Linked DNA regions of Homo sapiens: region 2 is linked to region 1. A link is an interaction called in ENCODE POLR2A ChIA-PET data of the cell type or tissue named here. Cell type or tissue: CD4-positive, alpha-beta T cell. All regions are shown on one strand. Links, peaks and the distances in the headings refer to the core of each region. The heading gives the core; the rest is flanking DNA.

What was found. ChIA-PET counts read pairs that join two places held together with the same protein. Peaks named below come from ENCODE experiments on the same cell type or tissue, not always from the same donor. Only the 100,000 strongest peaks of a DNase experiment are listed, where the experiment ranks them.
Region 2: POLR2A ChIA-PET joins it to region 1 with 7 read pairs; 2 of 35 experiments call an interaction of 5 or more read pairs at or near these places.

The regions. Positions count from the first base shown.
Region 1 is chr1:89,753,049-89,755,965 of GRCh38, reverse strand. The region is part of intron 2 of LOC107985743 (a long non-coding RNA gene); the gene reads right to left. Among named protein-coding and RNA genes, the nearest start is that of LRRC8D, 67 kb to the left of the region's middle. In CD4-positive, alpha-beta T cell, for the core only: no CTCF peak of the experiment used is centred there; DNase peaks (open chromatin) are centred at 865 and 1,265; H3K27ac peaks cover 1,535 bases.
Region 2 is chr1:89,989,818-89,992,734 of GRCh38, reverse strand. No RefSeq gene overlaps it. Among named protein-coding and RNA genes, the nearest start is that of ZNF326, 3.8 kb to the left of the region's middle. In CD4-positive, alpha-beta T cell, for the core only: no CTCF peak of the experiment used is centred there; no DNase peak of the experiment used is centred there.

The DNA of each region.
Region 1 (2,917 bases), core at 174-2,673:
AATGTTAGTTTTTACTATTAGGTTGCTGGGGATGGGGTGCGGGGAATAACAGAAATCACAGGGAAGGCTCCAGCTCCTCCAGAGCACTGCTAGTGGTGCCTTTGCTAAACACTCTTCACTGTTTTCGGTCTCAGTTGAAACAGAAGTTTCTCCACAAGGCGTTCCTCTCTACCTCCCAGCCTTCAGACTCTGAGTCAGGCATCTGTCTCTATGCTTCCCAGAACCCTGTGCTCACAGACACTCACCCTTTTCACCTCAGTTTAACTTGACCTCTGTAAAGACCCTGTTTCCAAATAAACTCATATTTGGAGGTACTGGGGGTCCAACATATCTTTTTGAGGGACTACAATGTAACCATAACACTGACCAAGCAGAATAACTGGTTGAGGAGGAATAGAAGTGGAATGGATTGTCATCCGAGAGTTTGAAATGGCTAAGGATATCTGGACTTCTGACATGCCCTCAAAACTCTCATGGAAACATTTGGATATTTCAGAAAAAGAGAAAGAAAAACTCACAGGTATAATCTAAAGACCTGATCTAAAGACTCATTAATGAGAGATAGATGACTTTCAAAAATAAAATTCCGATAACACAAGTGGAAGTGATTCTGAACAAAGGGAGTGTCTGGCTACCAAGAGAGCTCTTTGGTGAGTTCTTAAAGGGTCATGAAGAATTGTAGGAAGGAGGAGTGCATAATAAAGACAGAATATAACCTGCAAAAAGAAGCAGAGTGTGAAATACATTTTATAAAAATTCTAAGGGCAATAAAATGGGCTTTGTTAGACATATATAGAGCAAAGAGAACAACGTGGAGCAGGCACCACATGGGGCAGAAGATTTACGTCAGCAGATGACTATGGGCAGCAGCTGTTGATTTTGTTCTGAATTCTTCAATAGAATAATTTCCAAATTGTAAAGGCAGATCAAAGATGGGCAAAGATGAAAAGAAGTCAAATATTGATGAGGTAATACAAAGAAATCACTAGCTGTCTTAAATGAGCTCAAATATTTATACTAGACTAGGGGTCGGCAATTTTTTTCTATAGAAGTGATATTTTAGGCTTTGCAGGCCATATGGTCTTGGTTGAAACTATTCAACTCTGCTGTTATAGTGTGAAGGCAGCCATCGACAGTTTGGAAATAGGCAAATAGGCATGGCTGTGTTCCAATAAAACTTTATTTACAAAAATAGGCTGCTAGCCAGATTTGCGCTGGACTGCAGTTTGCTGATCCCTGCACTAAAGCAATGACAACCCAGACAACTGAGAGAACTTGCTGTTGCAACACAGAACCACTGTCAGTAATCTCTGAAAAATGCTGCAAGAAAGAGGAAATGCTCAGAATCTGGAGAAGGGCAAAGAACAAAAAGATTCTAAAATCTGTAGTTCACATGGTTTAGCACAGGTTTCTGACACATTTCCAGAACAAATGATTAGATAATCCTATATAACAAATGTGAACACCTACTTTGCACTATTTTAAGTTCCTAATGGTAAACACAACAGAAGTGGCCTTTGTACTCAAGGAATTTTTAGTGTCAAAAGAAAAAGTGATTTTGTAAGAAGTGATTACAGTGGCACTGAATGCTTTGAAAGGGGTTGGAGCAATGAAGATTTAAGCAAGGGGATCTAACTTAGTTTTGGGGAATCAGAGGAGGTCTCTCTGAAAAAACTGAGATCTAAAGCATGAAATTAGCCTGGAAAAGAGGACAGGGTAGAAAAGCATTCTAAACAGAGGGAAGAGCCTCTGCAAAAGCATCCGAGAGACTCCTCAAGACACAGAAGTAAACCAAAAGAGGTCCATGTGGCTAGAGGACAGAGAAGGAGAATGGGACAGGACAAACCTGAGTGGCAGGACAAAACTGAGCAGCAGGCAAGAAGTTCAGGACTATGAACTTTGTCATCTCTCTAACACACCAGTCTAGCAACACTAGCAAAAATAAAAAGAGGTGACTTTGACAGAACTTTGTTGTAGTGAGCTCACATTGGCTCCAATAACCACAGTTCCCTTTTCAAATGCTCATGAACCAGCCTCTTAGCTCTTCTCCCTGCTCCTAGTCTTAGTTCCCTCCAATCACTCCCCACCCAGATGCATCTTTAAAATGCAAATCTGATCATATCATGCCCATGCTTATACACCTTTAGTGGATTACCATGGTTCTTGGGATTTCATGTATTTAGATTTTAACAAGGCAGTTAACTAAAATATTTTTTAAATTGATAAATAAAAACTAGGCTGGGTGCAGTGGTTCACACCTGTAATCCCAGCACTTTGGGAGGCCAAGGCGGGTGGATCATCTGAGGTCAGGAGTTTGAGACCAGCCTGGCCAACATGGTGAAACCCCATGTCTACTAAAAAAAAAAACAAAAAAAACAAAAAAAAAACCTGGGCCTGGTGGCGGGCGCTTGTAATCCCAGCTACTTGGGAGGCTGAGGCAGGAGAATCATCACTTGAACCTGGGAGGCAGAGGTTGCAGTGAGCCGAGATCATGCCATTGCACTCCAGCCTGGGTGACAAGAGCAAAACTCCATCTCAAAAAAAAAAAAACCAACCAAACTATATGTATACATATATATATACACACACACATATATACATATACACACACACATACACATATGGTGTATAACACGATGTTTTGATATGTATTCATTGTGGAATGGCTAAATCAAGCTAATTTGACATATTCAACATTTACCTAAATCTTTAATGATGTTTTTGGGTGGAAATGAATTTGTAGCTGATACAAATTTGAATTAATAGAATATAGTCAAATGTCTTTAATGTATTGCCACGGGCTCATGTAAGCTCCACCTACAGTTATGTCTAGAACATATGGCGTTCAAGGTCTCTGCATCAGGGGAATAGAGGAATAGAAGAATCAGATTGTCTCTTAAATGCCTTGGCCCGGGAG
Region 2 (2,917 bases), core at 296-2,795, 240 kb before region 1:
GATTTGTGGCAGAAGAGTCATCCAGAGCTTGAAGGATGACCTATAGAAACACACACACACATACTGGATTGTATTATTGCCACTTTGGAAACAGTGTTTGAGACATGGACAAAGTTATTCAAACATTCAGGAATCTGGAAAAAGACAAACTGACATTGGAGCAGTTTGAACCACAGATTAAAAAACTTTTTTTTTTTCATAGAGCAAACGGTGGCAACAATGAGTTGATCACCAGATAGGAAACCATGAATCAAATTATTTACCTTTTTTCAGGGTCCACCCAGTTGCTGGAACCAAGTTTCAAGGAGGCAACCTCTGGAAATACAACTACAAGAAAAGCTCACAGATACACTATGTGTATTACTGTTGCCCCGGAAATGGGCAGAGCATTTTTTCCTCCTCCATCCTGATTGATTCACCCTGTTCTCCACCCTTTTCTTGTTTCCTCCTTTTTTCCCTTCTATGCAGATACTTCTCCACTTACTTGAGGTTACATCCCAATAAGCCCTTCATAAACTGAAAATATCACAAGTCAAAAATGCATTTAATATGCCTAACCTATTGAACATCATAACTTCACCTAACCTACCTTAAATGTGCTTAGAACATTTACATTAGCCTACAGTTGGGCAAAGTCATCTGGCAGCACAGTACATTGTAGAATATCAGTTGTTTACCCTTGTGATTACATCGCTGACTGGGAGACGCTGCCCAGCCTTGGAAAAGAGTATCCTACTTCATGTCACTAGCCTGCAAAAAGATCAAAATTCAAAATTGGATTATAGTTTCTACTAAATGCACGTCACTTTCACACAGCTATAAAGTCAAACCATAGTAAGTCAGAGACCATCTATACATGTTTTATATTCACCTAAGCTGAACATTTTGAAAACTGAACTCATAATTTCAAACCTGTTCGTCCTCCTGTATCCTTTCATCTCTGTTAGTGGCATCATGAACAGCCACACACTAATCCCAGCTTACGAGTCATCTAGTCAAAACTCAGCCCTCCCTCATCCTCCCACCTCCAATCCATTCTGAAGTCTTTCATCTGTTTATTAGTGCCTAAAATATCTTAAACCTGCCCCCTCCTCTTCATCCCCACTGCCACAACCTAAGTTTAGACTCTCATTATCTCTCTCCAAAACTATTGCCTCAGCTTCCTAATTAATCTCTCTGTCTTTCAGCCTCCTCAGGGTTGCAGTGATCTAAATGCAAATCTCAACATGTCATCATGCGTCTCTGTCAAGGATTAGGTGTAGTCAAATCTCCTTACCCTAGAACACATGCAGCAGGATCTGGCCACTGCCTGAACTGCGTCATCTCTCTGCATTTCCCTTGCCTCCTCTCTCCCACACTCTCTCTTTTGATTACCAATTTTAGGCGACAGGTTCCCAAAACACCCCTGTGCTTTTTCATACCACTGAACTTTTGCTTATGTTGTTTCCTCTGCTTGGAACACCACCTGGTTAACCGTACTCATCTTCAAAACACAGCTCAGGATTTATTTCCTGTAAGAATCAGTCCCAGATCCCAACCCCACCCCCTGGGTCAGTACTTCTCAAATATTTAGCATGCAAATGATTCACCTAGGGACTTGTTAAGACAAAAATCACATTCAGTCAGTCTTGGGTGGAACTGGACAGTCTGTATTTCTAACAAACTTCCAGGAGATGCTGCCGCTGGTGGAGCCACACGTGGAGTAGGAAGGCCTTGGGTTCTGTGACTGCACTATCTCCCATGCATTAAATACCCTGGCTTTATGTCTTCCCACATTAAAAGCTCTTTGGGATTAGAATCAAGACTTCTTTGCATCTTAAGTGCCAAATATATATGTTTACCAAGAAAACTGAGTTCTCACTGAATGTTTTTAGCTTTTTTTTCTTATAATTTTCCCCCCGTTTTCCTCTGGCAAAGAAATGATTTTGTAGCCTGAGGTCTTTAGGTGTTGGCATGACTAGAAGGGAATAAATATTGGGTCATTGTATTTGTGTGTCATGTGTGTATGTGTGTGCACACACACATACACACACACGCCCCTCTTCCCTAAAAGAGAAGACTGCCAGACAAGGAATTCCTAACTTAGAAACAAACCTGACCTTGGCACAAATGCATGGAAAGCCACAATACACATATATTTTCTCCCTTTCCTTCCTGTTTCCCTCCTCTTTCCCAAATAGGAGGTGCTGTTCCAGAGGCAGATGGCCATACCGCAGAGATATCTCACAATACATGAGACTATCCAGCTGTCTCCTAATTCATTTATTAAACGAATATTGACTGAACACCAACTATGTACCAAGCATCATTTTCTCACTTCACAGTTATCTCTCTCCCACCCCCTACCCCCCACAGTCTAGCTAGGCTGCCTGTCCTGTTCTTACTTTGTTAGGCGCAGATTTTTATCTTAAAGGGCCAATGCTTTGTACAAAGTCTCATGCCATTTCATCTTCCATATATTTTACAACAGATGGCAGGTAAATAATGCCAGACCGGCAAAGTCCGAAGTAAAATAAAAAAGAATAGGGCTTTTTATGTGAAGATGTAAAAGGATATAGGGCTGAAGTCAAGAGAAGACTTCTGGGAGAAGGAGGAAATGTGAGGTTACACCTAGGACCTGATCCTGAGGGAGTTGTCAGAGAAGCCCCACCCTGGAACCTGAGAAGAACTAAGTGAGTGGACTCCCTGAGGAGCCAGGGACCTTTGTTCCTCATCTCCTAACCACCTGCCTACATTCCTTCTGCTCTAACAACACAGGCCCATCTGCTGTTCCCCGAACAAGCTGTGTATTTTCACTTTCCCGGACTTTGCTCATGTTGAACTCTCTGCCTCTATCATGTTTCCTCTCTTCCTTTGCCATTCTTCAGGCTCAGTATAAATGTTGCTTCTTTGTAAACCTCTCCCGAAGTTCTTAATC